Linked DNA regions of Homo sapiens: region 1 is linked to region 2. A link is an interaction called in ENCODE POLR2A ChIA-PET data of the cell type or tissue named here. Cell type or tissue: PC-3. All regions are shown on one strand. Each heading gives the region's core, and the rest is flanking DNA. Links, peaks and the distances in the headings are about the cores only.

Region 1 (9,595 bases), core at 447-8,446, 1.5 Mb before region 2:
GTTTGTCCACCTCCCCCCGCCCCCACCCGCCCCCGCCCCAGGCCCAGGACCCTCCAGCCACCTGCTCGGGGACTCACCTTGTAGAAGAACCCCAGCCCCACCCGGGGCTCCCCCTCCGAAGACGCCTCCTCCTCCAAGGAATCCTCAGCACCAGCGGGGCTCCCGTCTCCCTCGTCCTCGGCGGCGGGATCTGCCAGGCTGCCCAGCGGGATCTCGATGAGGCCCGGCCGGGCGGCTGGCTCCTCGGGGGGCGTCTCCTCCGCCAGGAGGATGGAAGAGCGCGTCTGCACGGGCACCTGGCTCGGCGAGAACTTGCGCAGGTGGGGGAGGCTGTCTACGTCGTGGGGTGGCGTAAGCACCCTGGTCAAGGGTGCCAGCCGCAGCTCCGCTGGCCGCGTGTGTTTCGGGCTGCGGGGTGACTGGCTGGGCCCGGGCCCAGGGCTGCGCCGGGTGGCCGGGACTCGCCGGGCGGGGCTGGGGGATGCAGCTTTGGGCCCCGTCGTGGGGCCAGGGATGACCCACGCAGCAGGTGGTGGGGCGGATCCGGGGGCCTCGGGCGGGGCCAGGAGCCGCTGCTGCTGGTCCGTGAGCCTCTGCATGTCCCGCTGCAGCGAGCTCAAGGCGGCACTCAGCTTGCTGACCGCTCGATTGTATTCCCCCAGCCCCTCGTGGGGCACCGGGCCCAGGTCTGGCGAGAAGGTCACTGCCTTGGGCCGTGAGGTTGGCTCACCCTGGCCCTCGCCTGCGGGCCGCTCCCCACCAGGGACTGGACCGGAATCGGCCTCCTCCGCCTCTGCTTCCGCCTCCCCAGAGGCTTCCCGCGGCTGCACCTGCAGGAAGGCGCTTTTGCCCAGCCGCTGGCGGTGCTTGGCGAATATGGCCTCAATCCGTCGCTTCTGAGCCTCGATGGCTCTGCGTTTCTCCTCCAGCCGGGCGCTGAGCTCACTCATCTCCGAGCTCAGGGCCTCCGGCGGGGCCGGAGTGGACGTGGGGGACCCCGCTCCGGCCTCAGCCTCTGCCTTCACCAGCTGTTTCTTGCGTTCTGCAAAGCTGGTCATTTTCACCTCGGAGTTGGTGGCTGCTGGGGACGAAGCCACCGCCTTCGGGGACCCCTCGGATGGGGCTGGCGGTTTCGATGCCTCCCCCACCAGACAGGGAGATGGTTTCGAGGGGGTCTCGGGGTGTGGCATGTACACTGGTGCTTTGGTGGGCCTGTCGGACAGTGGTTTGGAGGTCCCCTCGGGCAGGTAGGGGGAGGCCAGGGATGGCTTGGAGGGCCCCTCAGGGGAGTGGAGGTAGAAGCTGCCGTCGGCCGCCCCATCTGGGAGGAGCCGGGGCTCGGCACTGTGGATGATCTGCAGAGCTTCCTCGATGGTGGGCAGGTCACCAGGCTCCGGGGGTGGCTGGGTGGGGGTCCTGGCCGGCGCGGGACGCGGGGGGCCCAGGCTGTCCGAGCTCACAGAGCGGAGGAGCACAGGGTCTCCCATGACGACATCCACGTCGCTGTCCAGGCCAAAGGGGGTGCTGAATGACACAGCCTGGGAGAGGGGACGGCTGGGCGGCCGGAGGGAGGGGTCAGCCCCTGGGACCAGCCTCGGCCCCAACCCGCCCTAGCCTGCTCCACCCCCTACCCTGGCCTGTGAGGTCTACTCACCTGAGCTGCCGGTTCCAGGCCTTGCCCAGGGCCTCCATATGGGACATGGACGGGGAAGACTTCAGGGAGCCTGGGGGAGGCGATGAGTGGTCACTATGGGGACCCTGGGAACCCTGAGTGGGGTCAGCCAGCATCTGGGGACAACCTCTGCAAGGTCATTGGGTGAGTCACTGATGGCTCATTATGTGGTCTAGTGAGACCAGAGGTTTCCAGAAACAGATACCCGGGGCCATTTACTGTCACTACGGGGTACTGTGGGGCCACTGGGGAGGCCATTCTGGGGGTCACTTTGGGATGCCCAAGGGGGATCTGATGGAGAGGCTATTGGAAGGCTCACGAGGAGACAACATGAGGCCCACTGGGGCAGTCTGTGAGTGGGGGGGTCCCCCGTGACAGAAGCCACCTACCCCCTCCTCACCTGTGGATCCTCGGAGTGGGGACTGGGGGCCACCAGATGACAGAAGCGGGTGGCGGAAGGTGAAGACAGGAGAACTGTACGGAGAGACGTACTTCAGCCTCAGGACCCCCACCTCCTCCTCCGCCTCTCCCCGGGGGGAGACAACAGCATCACCCAGCTGCGTCCCAGTGCTCAGCAAGGCAGACATGGAGCCCCACACCCACAATGCCAGAGACTCGCCCAGTGTGGGGAGCGTACCTACTGCCGCTGTTGTTCTGAGGTGGGGAGGCCTCAGTGCCCCGGGGGGAGGCAGCTGCAGTACAGAGAAGAGGGTCAGGCGGGGGTTTGGCTCTCCCACCCGCCCCCGACCCGGCCCCCAGGCCCCCAGGGCCTCACCGTGACCATCGGGCAAGTCCTTCACTTGCACAAAGTCGGGCTTGAGCACCTCAAAACACATGAACAACTCGGCCAGCATCACCACCAAGTTGACCTGGAGGTGGGAGGCCGGGTCAGCAGACGGGACCCCTGGCCCCAGATGCCCGCCTCGGCCCAGGAGGCCCCAGGATGGCCTTACCTTGAGTGGCGGTGGGACGTACAGCAAGTCCTCAAGGGACAGGGGGCAGCCACGAGGAAGGCGAGAGGCACAGAAATCCTGCACGAGCTGGAGGTTGTACAGGCTGTCCGCCACAGACATGGGGTCCTTCAAGCACACCTCTGTGGGGACAGGAGGAGTGGGTCCCCAACTCTATGAGGAGGAGGATGGGGCCCCAGGGAAGCCAGGGACCAGCAGTCCCCCACACACGGAAGACCTCCTATGAGCCCAGCTTCTGCCAGGTGCCCTTCGAGAGGTGAATTCTTTTTTTTTTTTTTTTGAGATGGAGTCTCGCTCTGTCACCCAGGCTGTAGTGCAGTGGCGCAATCCCAGCTCACTGCAACCTCTGCCTCCCGGGTTCAAGTGATTCTCCCACCTCAGCCTCCTGAGTAGCTGGGATTACAGGAGTGTGCCACAACACCAGGCTAATTTTTTGTGGTTTTAGTAGAGATGGGGTTTCACCGTGTTAGCCAGGATGGTCTCGATCTCCTGACTTCATGATCCGGCCGCCTCAGCCACCCAAAGTGCTGGGATTACAGGCGTGAGCCACTGTACCCGGCCGAGGTGAATTATATGATAGACCGTCCTTAGGCCGGGGGTCCTTAACCCCCGGGGCGTGGCCTGTCAGGAACTGAACCGTACAGCAGGTGAGCTGCAGTGAGTGTATTTACAGCCGCTCCCCGTCACTTGCAGGACCACCCGAACCCCGCTTCCGTCAGATCAGCGGCGGCATTCGATTCTTACAGGAGCGCGAACCCTATTGTGAACCTGGCGTGTGAGGGATCTAGGTTGCACCCTCCTTATGAAAATCGAATGCCTGATGATCTGTCACTGTCTCTCATCACCCCCAGCTGGGACCGTCTAGTTGCAGGAACAAGCTCAGGGCTCCCACTGGTTCCCCATGATGATGAGTTGTAGAATTATTTCATTCTATGTTACAACGTATTAGATATAAAGTACATAATAAAGATTAACGTGCTTGAATTATCCCAAGACCACCTCCCTGCCTCCATCTGTGGAAAAATTGTCTTCCACAAAACCGGTCCCTGGAGCCAAAAAGTTGGTGACTATTGCCTTAGGCCTTTGCATCTTTCTAGAACACTCTCCCCCAAGACCTCAGCTCAAAAAGCTTTTCCGGGCCAGGTGTGGTGGCTCACACCTGTAATCTTAGCACTTGGGGAGGCTGAGGTGGGAGGATGTTTGAGCCCAGGGATTCAAGACCAGCTTGGGCAACATAGCAAGACCCCATCTCTATTTTATACTTTTTTTTTTTTTTTTTTGAGATGGAGTCTCGCTCTGTTGCCCAGGCTAGAGTGCAATGGCATGGTCTTGACTCACTGCAACCTCCACTTCCTGGGTTCAAGCGATTCTCCTGCCTCAGCCTCCTGTGTAGCTGGGATTACAGGCGCCCGCCACCGCACCCGGCTAATTTCTGTATTTTTAGTAGAGACGGTTTCACCATCCTGGCCAGGCTGGTCTTGAACTCGTGACCTCGTGATCCACCCGCCTCGGCCTCCCAAACTGCTGGGATTACAGGCGTGAGCCACCACACCCAGCCCTATAATTTTTTTTTTAATAAAAAAGAAAAAAGAGTTTTTTTAAAAAAAGCTTTTTCTGACCACCCATTGCCTTTAGGACTACCCAGTATGCAAAAAGTACTTCTGGGCCGGGTGCAGTGGTTCACACTTGCAATCCCAGCACTTAGGGAGGCCAAGGTAGGCAGATCACTTGAGGTCAGGAATTCGACACCAGCCTGGCCAACACGGTGAAACCCGTCTCTACTAAAAATACAAAAATTAGCCAGGCGTGGTGGCGTGTGGCTGTAGTCCCAGCTACTCAGGAGGCTGAGGCAGGAGAATGGCTTGAACCTGGGAGGTGGAGGTTGCAGTGAGCCGAGATCATGCCATTACACTCCAGCCTGGGCAACAGAGCAAGACTCCCGTCTCAAAAAAAAAAAAAAAAAAGTACTTTTGGATAAACTTAGTATCTTTCTCTCCCAGCTAGAGCCGTCTGTGAAGTGGGGAGTGTGTCTCTATTCTGGCTGGATCCCCAGTGCCTAAAACAAGGTCTGGCACACAGTCCACACTCCATACGTTTCATCTGCTGCAGGAATGAACTCCTGGAAGCACAGAGAGGTTTATATACTTGTGTGAGGTCACAAAGCTCATTGGGGAAGAGAGAGACACAAACTCAGGCCTGCCAGTTCCGGAAGCTGCCCTCATGACCACTGCATCGTTGCTGGTCTCGCGGACCTGGGGATGGAGGGTCTAGGGGCTGGGACTTAGGATGCCCAGCTCCCCGGCACAAGATCTGTTCCACATCCATTTACTCACCCTCAAGTCGAAGCAGCTGGGGACAATAGCAGTGGATGGTGGCGGCCAGCGCGGCCCCACTGGCCAGGTCCTGGAGGCTGGTCACCGTCGGGAAGCAGGGGGCACGTCGCGCCACCACACGGTCCTTGCGGTATCGGATCTGCAGATGGGAGCCAGGTCAGGTGAGTGGCCAGGCTGGCCCCCAGGGTCAGCGGTCATGCAGGCTGGGCAGGGAGGCCTGGGGTTTCCGCCATGAGGGGGCGGGAAGCTGGGGGTCCCAGAGACAGAGTTGGGGGGCCAGCCTGGAGCAGGGGAGGGGCAGCAGCAAGAGGCAGAGGAGATGTCTTCGAGCAGCCAGGCCAGCAGCGGGGGCTGGGGACAGGGACTCCTGGGACCCCGGGGCGGGGGATACATTACCATGGGGGGTTTGCTCCCCGACTCCTTCAAACAGAAGGCAATTGCGTGCTGGGGGGAGAGGAGCAGCCATCAGCAAGGGGGAGGGGTGCTGACCTGCTGGGCCCCCAAGCCCACCTTGGGGGGGAGGGGGTAGCCCTGACCCTGGTCCTGAGCCCCGGCCGTCCAGCTCCCTGACTGCTCTGGCCGGCTTCGCGAACCCCAGCTCCTCCCAGCCCCAAGGGACCCCACAGAGTAGGAACCCCCTCTTATGCGGGGAATCCTCCTCCCACAAAAGACCCAGGCCCCCAGCTTGGGGAGAGGATGCAGAGGAAGCGGGTAGGCAGGAAGGGAACCTCCCAACCCAGGCCCCAGGGTGGGGGAAGGAGTGAGCAAAGGTGGGGACGCCAGCCAGCCCAAAACCTCCCCCACTTCCTCCTTGTTTATCTACTATGGGAGTAATTTATATGAAGCACAGAGAGGTTTAGATACTTCTGCAAGGTCACACAGCTCATTCAGGGAAGAGAGAAATTTCAACTTCCAGCTTCAGGGATGGGCCTCCTCCTCCTTTTCAAAGCTGGGATTTTTCTCTAGGGAAGCTGGGGGTCTCAGTTAGGAAAGTTATTCTATCTTCTTCTGCATTGGAGGGTCTTCCCCTTGGCCAGAGGGTGCCCTGCCTGCTAGGGTCAGGATCCACGTTTGTGATGGGCTGCAGGTCCCCCCTTCAGAAATTTATGTGGTCTCCCCACCTCGGCTAAGGGGGACAGGTTCAGGGGGTCCCACCCTCTTCATTAATGGGAACGGGGAGGGCTTGCCCTTCTGAATAACGGGAGGGGAAGTTCGTCCCCACCCATCAGTTCGCTGGGGGAGGGGTCTGCCCTCTCAGTTAATGGCCGAGATTCTACCCTTCTCTTGGTTCACAGAGGGGTTCTCCCTGTCTCCCAGGACTGGGGTCCAACCTCCTTTGCTCACAGCTTGGGGAGGTATGAGAGGGCGCGCAGACAGGCAGGCAGAAACAGACATACAGACAGACAGAGCTACAAGCAGGGCAGGCAGACGGGGCGGACAGACAGCCCCACTTACAGGAACCAGCTTCCAGTACCAGCGCGTAGGGCACTGAGGCCAGAGAGGCAGAGAGGAGGGCAGCGGGTACCGGCACAGGGGACGGGCAGGGCACAGAGAGATTGAGAGAGGGGGGAAGAAAGAGAGAGTGTGTCACCTCTAGCCCCCTCCCCACTTCAGGAGTGTCCAGGAAGCACAGCCCTGCCCTCCCAGATCTCCGGTCCCCCATCCTTCTGACGGTTCTATGCCCTGGCCTCACCGAGGGCTGCGCCGGGGCCGCCCCGTCTGCAGGGGCTGCTGGAGAGGCTCGCTGGGCCGCTTCCTGCTCGGTCTTCTCCTGCAGCCGCCGGACGGTCTGGAGGGCAGGGAGGGGGTCAGTGGTCTGGCCACTGGACGATGCTGGTCCCCGAACCCACCCCAGGCCCAACCCCACCTACCGTGTCCACCCAGAAAAGCAGCTTGTGCTCCAAGCTGGTCAGGGCCAAGGGACCTGGCAGGGTCTTTGTCCACTCGAAGGCAAAGGCAGCCATGAGGGCATCAATGACAGCTAGGTGGGCTCCCTGTGGGGGCAAGCGCTAGAGGGTGAGACCTGAGAGCTGCAGGAGGCGCACCTCGGCCCCCAAGGGCCTGGGAAAAGGAAGAACCTGCAGATGGGAGGGACTTGACGGGGGGGGTGGGGCTTGAGGGGGCGGGGCCAGTGGTTCATGGGTGGGGCCTTAAGGGAAGGAACAAGAAATGGGGTCCCGGAAAAGCCACGCACGATGGGTGGGACTTTGAGGTCAGATGCTAGGCGTTAGGATAGGGTGGGCTGTGTACACAAATCCTCAAGGGCCAGAGTAGCGCCTTTTTGGGGAGCTGGGTTTGATGGGAGGGGCCAGGCTTGATGGGAAGAGCTTGAGGGGAGGAGCCAGGGCTGGGGGGAAGAGCTAGGCTTAATGAACAGAGCTTGAGGGGAGGAGCCTGGACTGGTGGGAGGAGCTAGGTTTGATGGACAGAGCTTAAGGGACAGAGCCAAGACTGATGATAGGAGGAGCTAGGTTTGATGGACATAGCTTAAGGGAAGGAGCCAAGACTGATAGGAGCTAGGCTTAATGGATAGCGCTTGAGGGGAGGAGCCAGACCTCGTGGGAGGAACTAGGCTTAATAGCGCTTGAGGGGAGGAGCCAGGCCTGGTGGGAGGAACCTGGGGGAGGAGCCAAGCCTGATGGGAGGAGCTAGGCTTAATCGACAAAGCTTGAAAGGAGCCAAGACTGATAGAGGGAACTTGGGAGGAGCCAGGACTGGCGGGAGGAGCTTGAGGGGAGGAGCTGAGCATGGTAGGCGTGGTCTAACAGGCAGTGGCGGGGCCTACCATGAGAATGGGCTGGTGCCTCAGGTCGGCCTCGCGCACCGGGCGCTCGGGCAAAGCAGGCACTGTGCCCCTCCGCGCCAGCAGGGCCAGCAGTGCAGAGGGGTTGGGGGGTGTTTCAAGCTGTGGCAGTGCCTGGCGCCAGGCTCTGCAGTAGAGCTCGGCTGAGAGCAGCAGCCGTGTCACCGGGGGCTTCACATGCTCCTGCGCGTACTGGTCGGTATAGAAGGGCTCCCACAGCTCCGGGGGCACGTGCTCTGTGGGGGCATAGAGGGGAAACACGGGGGTCAGGGTCACCAGATACAACACACACACACACACACACACACACACACCACATGGCCCGGATTAAGAGTGTGTCTGGACCAGGGAGGATGGCATTGGGAAAGGAGAAAGGGGATCTGGGCTGAGAGTGCAGATGTGCAGGAGTTTGCTGGAGGAAGGGGTGATGGCGTTGTAGGCAGAGGGGCCTGCAGATGCAAAGCCCAGCAGGTGGGAGAGAACACGGTGCCTCAGGGAGCTGATGGGCACTTAGAGTGGAAAGGAGGGGAGGCTACCCCCAATACCAGGCCAGCTGGACTGGCTCTTGTAGGTCCCAGGAAAGACAATAACATCGGCAATCCTAAGAGCCTTCCTGCTCTTGCCAATGTAGACTCACTGAGCCTTACATCAACGCTAGGAGGCAGCCAGGGCCCAATTGGCAACCCCCATGTTACAGAGGAGGAAACTGAGGCACAGAGAAGGAAAGTCCCTTGCCCCAGGCCAAATAACTCTTCAACACCAGGACTGGGGTTAGACCCAGCAAACTGGACGCCCTCTCTTAGCTTGCAGGCAGGGGGGGATGAGTGGGGGGCACACAGGCGAGCAGGGGAGGTGGGCACACCACAGGCACATCGAGGGAGTTGAGTGATGTAAACCTGGTGATTGAAGGGAGGAGGCAAGGGACAGAGAGGGAGGTAGCCAGGACCTTGCTGGGTCTGAGGGGGAAGAGGGAAGAGAGGGGTAATGACTGAGCTTGGGTGCAGGAGGAATGGGAGGTGAAGGGGTGAAATTGAATGTGAGGGGCTTTGAGGACATCCTTGAGGCAGATTATGTGAAAGGCTGGGGCTTAGAGAGATGGTGAGGTCACATCATAGAGACAGCCTGAGGTCCCTAAATAGGACAATGGGAAGAGGCGTGAGGAAGCCCCAGGTGGACAGTGGGCTGGGGGCAGAAATCCACGTAGGACCAAGAGTGGAGAGGAGAAGGCCAGGAAGGCTTGGCAGGGGTCGGGGAAGAGGTGACTGAAATCAACAGCAGGGAATCTGTCCAGCTCTTGTTCTAATCTGCACAGCTTTTGCGGTTTTTTGGAGATAAGAGTCTCTCTGTCGCCCAGGCTGGAGGGCAGTGGTGCAATCTTGGCTCACTGCAACCTCTGCCTCCCGGGCTCGAATGATTCTCCTGCCTCAGACTCCCAAGTAGCTGGGATTACAGGTGCGATGCTGCCATACCCGGCTAATTTTTGTATGTTGTAGAAACAGGGTTATCACCATTTTGGCCAGGCTGGTCTTGAACTCCTGACCTCAAGCGATCTGCTCACCTTGGCCTCCCAAAGTGCTGGGATTACAGGCGTGAGCCACCACGCCCAGCCTGCACAGCCTTCTCTGTTTGTTTGAGTTTTTGCTGGAGTGCAGTGGCACGATCATGGCTCACTGCAACCTGAACTCTGGGCTCAAGGGATCCTCCCTGCCTCAGCCTCCTGAGTAGCTGGGACCGCAGGCACGTGCCACCACACCCAGCCAATTTTTAAATTTTTTTATAAAGATGGAAGCCTCACCATGTTGCTCAGGCTGGTTTC
Region 2 (9,595 bases), core at 758-8,757:
GATGGAGCTGTCTCCTCTGTTGCCCAGTGTTGAAGGCTAGGGGTCATCTCATCCTCTCCCCACTCTGCTTCACCCCCACTAACCCACTGCCCTCTTTTCTACTCACTACTTCCTATAGGTCCCACCACCCAAACTGGTCTTGTATTGATTCTTCCCTTTCTGTTTCTGATTATACTGTTCCAGTTCAGACCCTCTCATGCAGGACTGTTAAAGTAAACTTCCGATTTCTTCCCTTAGATGAAGGGTATGGTGCTGGTCCTCTTGTTCTGTGTTCTTCCAAATCTGGTGCTTCCAGCTGCCCTCAACAATGGCCTTAAGATGGTGGGGGACCCTGGGAGGGGGAGACCACATGATATGGTGGAACATCATGGAATACCAGGAGTGCGTTGAATTAAATCATGTGAACTCATATTTTATTAATGCAACATGATTAAATTATAAGAAACGAGGCCAGGTGCAGTGCCTTACGCCTGTAATCCCAGCACTTTGGGAGGCCAAGGTGGGCGGATCACGAGGTCAGGAGATCGAGACCATCCTGGCTAACATGGTGAAACCCCGTCTCTACTAAAAATATAAAAAATTAGTCGGGCATGGTGGTGGGCGCCTGTAGTCCCAGCTACTCGGGAGGCTGAGGCAGGAGAATGGCATGAACCCGGGGGGCGGAGCTTGCAGTGAGCCGAGATCGCGCCACTGCACTCCAGCCTGGGAGACAGAGCAAGACTCCATCTCAAAACAAAACAAAACAAAACAAAACAAAACAAAAAACAAAAACGAGAGTGTGCGCAGTATCAACTATGAGCATACATTCTTTAAAACTGCTGTTGATTGGGTGAGACAGACTGGTACAGGGCTTCCCAATAATGTGAAACCTGCAGGGTATCACATTAGTTTTTGTTTTGTTGTTGGCTACTCTTCATTAGCAAATAAGAGGAAATATCTACCAAGGGTTTAAGAAATATTGGTAGGGAAAATGTTTTAAATTCGAGGAACCTATTCAATAAATATTTCTGCAGATTGGCGCAAGTGCCATTATTTTATTTGAGCAGTGCCTTTATTTTATTTGAGCAAAGGAAGCCCACAGGATGTTTTAGTATTCCAAGGAAGTGGGGATCAGCAAACATTCTCTATAAAGGGCTAGATAGTAAATGTTTTAGCTTTTGAGGCCCAGATGGTCACTATCTCAACTACTCAGCTCTCCCGATGGAGCTTGAAAGCAGATGTAGACAACATGTGAGAGCTTGGGCCTGGCCGTGTGCCAATCAAACTTTATTTATGGATGCTGAAATGTGAATTTCATGTAATTTTCATGCATCACAGAATATTTTGATTTTGATTTTTTTCTAACCACTTCAAAATGTAAAAGCCATTCTTAGCTCATGGGCCATACACAAACAGGCTAGCGGCTGGGCCAGATTTGGGTGGTGGGCGGTAGTTTCCTGACCTCTGCCCCTGTGGTGCAGTCCAGGGGCTCTGACTCGCATTCGTAGACTTTCTCCAAGTGGTCCATCCTATTTCCCCCTTTATTCCCCGAGCTCCACCCAGCTTGGTCTCTTGACCCCTTCCCTGCCCCACACACCCTCCCCTTGTTTACACCTCTGCCTGATTTTCCCTACCCCACCTCCAGCAGGGTCCAGGACGGGATGCTGCCCAGACTCCCCTGCCCCATTGTTTATGGTACCCTGTTCCATCTGGAGTCTGCACCTGTTACCTTTTGCCACGTAAGGAATTATCTGTGTATGTCTCCTTTTCTTTCTCACCCCATCCATGCAAAACCCTTGAGGATAGAGGCCATGTCTAACTGTATTTGTGGGACACCAAATAGAGTAATTATTTGTCAAAATTACATGAGTTCTTACTAGATAGAGATCACATCTACATCTAAAAATCATTTTGCTTACTTTCTAGTAAAATAGAATCTCTTAAAATATTTGTGAATTCTTAAACTTATCCTGAGATGATTTATTCTAAGTGTCTTCTAGATCATTACCGGCCAATAAAGAAACATAACACAAGCCACGTGTGAAATTTGCAATTTTCTAGTAGCCGCATTTTATTTATTTGTTTTTATTTATTTATTTATTTGAGATGGAGTCTTGCTCTGTCGCCCAGGCTGGAGTGCGGTGGCGCGATCTCGGCTCACTGCAAGCTCTGCCTCCTGGGTTCACACCATTCTCCTGCCTCAGCCTCCCGAGTAACTGGGACCATGCCTGGCTAATTTTTTGTATTTTTAGTAGAGACGGGGTTTCACCATGTTAGCCAGGATGGTCTCAATCTCCTGACCTCGTGATCCACCCGCCTCAGCCTCCCAAAGGGCTAGGATTACAGGCATGAGCCACTGCACCTGGCCTAGTAGCTGCATTTTAAAAAGTAAAAAGAGACAAGTGAAAGTAATTTAATAATACATTTCATCCAATGAACTGTATTGAAAATATTCATTTCAATATATAACCTATATGAAAAATTATTGTCGAGATATTTCACATTCTTTTTTGTGTGCTAAGTCTTAGAAATGTTAGTTCGGACCAGCCCCATTTCAGGTGCTCAGCAGCCACGTGTGGCCCTGGCTTCTATACCGACTGCACAGGTAAAGGTGTTAAAGTCAAAGCAGGCACAAGTTTTAAGTCAACTCTTCCTTTTAAAAGGTGACCACTATATTGGCTACTTACTGGCGTGCAGATACTTCATAGCCGTGAAAACATAAGGTCACTGACAAAGTCTGAGTAGCGTGGGTCCACCTGACCTCAGCGTTGTCCATTTTCTAAAGTGATCATCACTGGACTTTGAAACACAGGTGGTGCCCTCCAAGCCACCTGAGTGATCTGTCCCCAGAATTCCCTAGTGACCATTTCAGGACTTTGGGATCCTGTGTGTAGTCCCCATAATTCTGACTGCTTCTCTTTTACATTATAAAAGTCTTACGTTTTCATCATTAAAAAAAAATCCAAATTGTAAAAAAGAAAAAAAGAGCCTCTGGCTGCTTCTTCCTCTCTCCTCTGCCCCTCCCACCACTAAGAAAAGTTTGGTGTGGATGGTTTCAGATATTTCACAGGCCTGTAAAACATACATACGAATTCTTTAGTGTTTTTTGCATTGGGATGTAATTCACATGCCGCAGAATTCAGGCTCTTAATGTGTACAATTTAGTGGCTTTCAGTATATTCACAAGGTTATGCAACCATCACCACCATCTAATTCCAGAGTCATCACCCCAAAAAGACACCCTGTCCCCATTAAGCAGTCACTCCCCACCTCCCTTCCCCAGCCCCTGGCAGCCACTAAGCCACTTTCTGTCTTTGTGGATTTGCCTGTTCTGGAAACTTCATGAAAATGGAATCATATAGTAAGTAGCCTTTTGTGACTGGCTGTTTTTAGCATGATGTTCTCAAGGTTCATCCACCTTGTACCACGTGTTGGTGCTTCATTCCTTTTCATGGCTGGACTAATAGGGTTTTTTTGTGTGTTTTTTTTTTCTTCTTCAAAAAAGAGATCTTATTTTTCTCACTTTTCTGCCACCTGCTCTTTTACCTAATATTTAGCCTGTATCTTTCCTTATCACTTTCTACTGTGTTTGTGCTTCATTCTTTCTACTAATGGTCTGATATTCCACTCCTGTCCTAAGTACTTACTTAGCCTTTTATTCTATTTTATTTTATTTTTTTGAGACAGAGTCTTGCTCTGTCGCCCAGGCTGGAGTGCAGTGGCACAATCCCGGCTCACTGCAACCTCTGCCTCCCGGGTTCAAGCAATTCTCGTGCCTCAGCCTCCAGAGTAGCTGGGATTACAGGCATGTGCCACCACGCCCGGCAAATTTTTTGTATTTTAGTAGAGACGGGGTTTCACCATGTTGGCCAGGCTGGCCTCGAACTCCTGAGCTCAGGCAATCTGCCCCACTCAACCTCTCAAAGTGCTAGGACTGCAGGCATGAACCACCGCACCCGGCCTTAGTTATTTATTTATAGGCATTTTGGTTATACCTTCCACTTTACCGCCAATGCTGCAGTAAGCACCCGTGTCCAAATATATTTGTGTACACGTGTGAGATGTTTGCCCACTCGCGGCAGGGAAATTGCTGAGCCTGATGGACTTCCTCCCCTTGGCGTTAGCTTGCCGCCACTTACATCTGCGCTCCATTCCTACTATAAAGGTGACTTTCCACTTTTGTCCTCTCCTGAAACTACGCCGCCTCCAGCAGGACCGGGGCCACCTCCTCGCCTCCCCGACACCACAGGGCCTTTTTTTTACCACATGCGTGTCCGTTGCCCTAAGTCCCCGTCCCACTCCTTGCCTCTCAGGCCAACACAAACTCTTTAGCTTCTTAACATTTCAGAGTAGCAGGTCCCGGACCCTTTGACAGCCTCGTGAAAACTTGTGTCCCCACCCTCCAGGAGAATGCACACTGAACTCACCCACAGTGTTCTGTGGGCCACTTAGGAGGTGCTCAAACCCCCTGGCAGCCTCTCCCTCCCCCGGCCCCTCCTCTGGAACGTGTTCCCTGTCAGCTTAGCTCTGCCTATCCTACAGTCCACGTGTGACTGACTCAGCCTCATTCTGTCACCGTGAGCTGCGCCCATGCTCGCGTGTGCCTCTTGGGGAGGCCTGGCTGCTGGGCTGGTTTGCGCAGCCACAAGCTCATGCTTGTCGCCCTTGACTCCTGCGCGGACTCGAGCCTAGCAACGGCCTGCCCCGCCCCTCTGAATTCCCTCTGGACGCGTGGCTGTAAACTCTGCTACCTTTATTCTCCAGCAGAGCACTCGTTCTTCTGCCTTCTCAGCGGAAGACCTTCCTTCCAGCAGCCCAGCATGCAGCCTGCGGGGCCACCCTCCGTCCCAAGCTGCTTTCTTGGGTCATTGACCCCCTGCTGCCATGGCCCGGGTTTAGGGACTTGAGCCCCTGCTCTCTCCAGCCCGAGGAGGGAGCTCAGTTGTGCAGCCACTAGATCCTGTTCTTGAATGTCTTCCTTGCTGTTATAGTTGGCTTCTTCTTATGGTACAAATTCTTTCTCTTTAACTCTACGTAAACAATTTAAAACCAGAATTCCTGTGACCTAATCCTCGATAAAGTTATTCATTCTTAATCTGAGCTTTTCTCCTATTTTAAATTCAGTGAATCATGGTTTTCTTTTTTAACATCCTTTAAGATTTCTGAGACACCAACCTCCACAGTTTTCCTCCCCCCACTCCCGGATGTAGAATCTTCTAGAAACTCCCTGCTCCTTTATTCTCCAGGGTTAATGTTCACTGAGGGCTTGGCCCAGAAAGTCTACAATTCTCTGACTCCCAAACTGGGACATAGTCTCATTTCAGATTCCTGATTGTAAAATGCCTACCTCCCGCAGTTCATTCCTCATTCAGTCCCTCGGCTTATTCTGTTGATGGGTCTCATGTAAACACGTTTTGCGGCTTAGACTCAGAGTTCCTGAAACAGATTTCCCCACACCTACTTCTCTCCCATCACTCGAGATTTTCACAAACAGTCTGTTAGGGATCGTGTCCAACAGATATTGTTGTTTGTTACTGAAGTTTATTTCTGAAAATGTTCGAATTGTACTTTGTACGTTCTCGTGCCTAATTTTCTCATAATTATGAGAATATTGCATTTTACTTCTCCTGAGGTGAGGAATGCAGGAATGCTTTTAGTCTCTATATCATTGTTTCTCTTCGTGGCTGGCATTTGCCAGCACTCAGCGTCATCTTCTTTTTTCAATTGTGATAAAATTCACATACAATTCACCTTTTTTTTTTTTTTGAAGATAGGGTCTTGCTCTGTCGCCCAGGCTGCAGTGGGGTGGTGCGATCATGGCTTATTGCAGCCTCCACCTTCTGGGCTGGGACTATAGGTGCACGCCACCATGCCTGGCTAATTTTTTGTAGAGACAAGGTCTCACTATGTTGCCCAGGCTGGTCTCAAACTCCGGGATTCAAGCAATCCCCAGCCTCAGCCTCCCAAAGTGCTGGGTTTACAGGCATGCGCCACCACACCCAGCCCAAAATTTACCATTTTAACCACTTTAAAATGGTTTTCATTTGGTGGATTTTAGGATTTTCACAGTGTTGTGAAGCCATCATCACTCTCTAATTCCAGAACATTTCCATCACCGTGAAAAGAAACTCCATACCTATTAGAAGTCGATCACAGTCCCCTACTCCCAGCCCCTGGCAAACACCAAGTCTGCTTCTTGTCTATGTGGGTTTTCCTATTCTGAATATTTCCTGTAAATAGAATCATACAATATGTGACCTTTTTCGTGACTGACTTCTTTCACTTGTGTGTATATAAATATATATTTAAGCCCTGGAAGGTTGGGTAATATTGTTTTGCAGTTCATCCACATTGTAGCCTGTGTCAGAGCTTCATTCTTTTTTATGGCTGAATAGTATTCCACTCCATGGGTGGACCACATCTGTTTATGCATTCATCCCTTGATGGGCATTTGGGTTGTTTCTACCTTTTGACTATTACGAATAGTGCTGCTATGAATATTTGTGGACAAGCTTTTGCCTGGACATATAGCTTCATTTCTTCAGGGAATATACCTAGGAGTGGAGTTGCTGAGTCGTATGGTAACTGCAAGTTAACTGCCAAATTGTCCTTTCACAGTCCCACCGGCAGGGAGTGAGGGCTCCAGTTTCTCCACATCCTCACCAACACTTTTATTTTTCCCTGTTTTTAGTATAACCAGCCTCGTAGGTGTGAAGTGGTGTTTCATGGTGGTTCTTATTTGTGTTTCTGTAATGACTGATGATGCTGAGCCTCTTTTCATGTGCTTTCATCTGTCTATAGCTCTTCTTTGGAGAAATGTGTATTCTTTTTTTTTTTTTTTTTTGAGACAGAGTCTCACTATGTCACCCAGGCTGTAGTGCAATGGCGTGATCTTGGCTCACTGCAACCTCACCCGGCTGAGAAATTTGTATTCAAAGGTGTTATCTGGGCTGGCATGGTGGCTCATGCTTGTAATCTCAGCACTTTGGGAGGCTGATGCAGGAAGATCACTTGAGCTCAGTAGTTCAAGACCAGCCTGGGCAACATGGTGAAACCCTGTCTCTATGAAAAATTCAAAATGCAAAAATAGCCAGGTGTGGTGGTGTGGGCCTCTGGTCTCAACTACTCCAGAGGGTGAGGTGGGAGGACCTCTTGAGCCTGGGACGTTGAGGCTGCAGTGAGCGATGTACATGCCACTGTACTCCAGCCTGAGTGACAAAAGCGAGAACCTGTCTCAAAACAAACAAACAAACAATCCAAAGATGTTATCTTATACAAACAATCCAAAGATGTTATCTCATATAATAATTTTCTCTAATCCACAAGTTTCTGTTCCTCTGTGAAATGCCCAAAGACCCTGAATCATGAAGGTCCCCAGCACATGTAAGAGCTACACAGGGTGGTGGAGGGAAGGGAGGGTGACAGTTCATTCAGATGCTACAACAAAAATATTAGAGACTGGCTGGCTTCTAAACAACAGGAATGTGTTGCAGTCAGCTCTGGAGGCTGGGAAGTCCAAGATCAAGGCACTGGCAGATTCAGTGTCTGGGGAGGGCCTGCTTTCTGGTTCGGCTTCTGCCTTCTAGCTGTGTCCTCACGTGATGGAAGGGGCAGGGGAGGTCTCTGGGGCCTCTTTTGCAAGGACCCTAATCCCATTCCTGTGGGTGCCATGCTCATGACCTAATCATCTCCCAAAGGCCCCACCTCCAGATGCCGTCATATTGGGGGTTAGGTTTCAACATGTGAGTTTTGGGGGGACACAACATTCCAACCATAGCACAGGGTCAGAATCCAGAGGACATGAGGGCTGGCCTCCCCCTTCCCTGTGACATTGCTCCAGCTCCTGCCCGTGCACACTCCCTTTTCAGAGACTGCCCAAAACCCCACATCCTCCGCCACTGAGATGGAGACAGGACAGGAGTGTTGGTCTTCACCCCCAGAGTGTCCCTGACCTGCTGGACGCAGATTTCTAGCGTGGTTATTTGTCATTACATGGGCTATTTGATACCTGCCCTTTTATTTATTTGGAGTTATTTTAGGCTCTGTTTTAAAGACATGAGTCCAAACATCTGAGTCTAATACAGAGTGGGCAAACTAGCCCATGGGCTAAATCCAACTCACTGCCTGTTTTTGTACAGCCCATGAACTAAGAATGCTTTTTTCCTACATTTTTAAGTAGTTGGAAAAATCAAAAGAAGAATATTTTAGGACATACAAAATTATCTGAAATTCACATTTCAGTGTCCATAAATTGTGCTTGCTTCAGCAGCAAATATACTAAAACTGGAACCATAAATAAAGTTTTATTGGCACACAGCCACAGTCATTTCACCCTACAATGGATGGGGTTGAGTCATCTTGACAGCGAGCGCTTGACCTGCAAAACCTAAAATATTTACTATTCCACATTTTACAAAAAAAGCTTGCCACCCCCTGGTCTAACGCACATTACTTGGCTATATGTGACTAGTACTCATGTGTATATGAATGTGATGCTGATTTTGAGGTTTATAAAACCCCTTAGGCTCTTCAATGGTGTTTAACATATTTTTGCTTTCTCTAAGAGAGAGAGGAATAATATTTACTTTGTTATCTTCTCCAGTTTGTTGTAATTAAAGAAGAGTCTTTGGCTACATCCATCTTGCAGGATGAATTTCGTTGCCTTCTTATACCTATGAGAACTGTGCCTTTAAAAAAAAATGCTGGGCTGGCATGGTGACTCAAGCCTGGAATCCCAGCACTTTGGGAGGCTGAGGCGGGTGGATCACCTGAGGTCGAGAGTTCGAGACCAGTCTGACCAACAGGGAGAAACCCCATCTCTACTAAAAATACAGAATTAGCGGGGCATGGTGGCACATGCCTGTAATACTAGCCACTCAGGAGGCTGAGGCAGGAGAATCGCGGGAGGCGGAGGTTGCAGTGAGCCGAGATCACGCCACTGCTGTCCAGCCTGGGCAACAAAAGTGAAACTCCGTCTCAAAAAAAAAAAAAAAAAAAAAAAAAGCTGTAGTGCCCTGGCCCTTCTCTGTGGCATTCTTCTTTGTCTTTCAGGCCCTGGCCAGCCTGGGTTAGGCTTAGAGCAGCACTCTGGGCTGGGAAGGGCTCTGTGTTCAGGGGTCATTGCTTCCTCTTTGTTCTCGTCTCTGACTCACCAACATGCAGCTCTGGGTGACTGTCCCTTGAGGACTGTGGCTTCCTGGCGGGTTAAGCCAGTTCTGGAAGTGGGTGTGCAGCTTATGGCAGCCAGGAGTGGTTTCTGAAATTAATTACTGCTCTAGATGATGATGTAAGGAGTGAGACTCCTGGGGAGAAACTGCCCATGTGGAGAAACCCAGCACCTGTAACCCATCACCTTCGTATCAAAACACGCTGTCCACCTAAGAAGGGCGAATGTGCCATGGCTAATCAAGGAAAATAATTTCTGTTTAGCTGTCAAAAAAGCTATTTCCATGATATCAGCCCTTTGATTTGGAGCTGAAACCTCCAAATCAAAATAAATTCTGCAGCATCTGAATCTTTTGTTGTAGCTGGATTTTTTAGAGTGAAGGCATTGCTAGGAATTACTGACAGAGTCCAGGGAGGGGCTAGAATTGGAATCGGGCTTCTCTGAGGTGAG

What was found. Peaks named below come from ENCODE experiments on the same cell type or tissue, not always from the same donor. Only the 100,000 strongest peaks of a DNase experiment are listed, where the experiment ranks them.
Region 1: POLR2A ChIA-PET joins it to region 2 with 11 read pairs; 2 of 35 experiments call an interaction of 5 or more read pairs at or near these places.

Annotation. Positions count from the first base shown.
Region 1 is chr19:7,603,646-7,613,240 of GRCh38, reverse strand. CAMSAP3 (calmodulin regulated spectrin associated protein family member 3) reads right to left here. Exons shown (of 17, transcript NM_020902.2): 2 at 7,762-8,015; 3 at 6,848-6,970; 4 at 6,670-6,765; 5 at 4,977-5,115; 6 at 2,626-2,765; 7 at 2,448-2,541; 8 at 2,310-2,364; 9 at 2,073-2,146; 10 at 1,655-1,724; 11 at 78-1,554. Among named protein-coding and RNA genes, the nearest start is that of MIR6792, 9.0 kb to the left of the region's middle. RefSeq lists enhancers at 7,504-7,798, 7,349-7,848, 7,849-8,350. In PC-3, for the core only: no CTCF peak of the experiment used is centred there; a DNase peak (open chromatin) is centred at 7,430.
Region 2 is chr19:6,087,599-6,097,193 of GRCh38, reverse strand. The region is part of intron 1 of RFX2 (regulatory factor X2); the gene reads left to right. Among named protein-coding and RNA genes, the nearest start is that of RFX2, 18 kb to the left of the region's middle. RefSeq lists enhancers at 3,917-4,622, 9,413-9,595. In PC-3, for the core only: no CTCF peak of the experiment used is centred there; DNase peaks (open chromatin) are centred at 4,593 and 8,323; H3K4me3 peaks cover 1,448 bases; H3K27ac peaks cover 1,319 bases.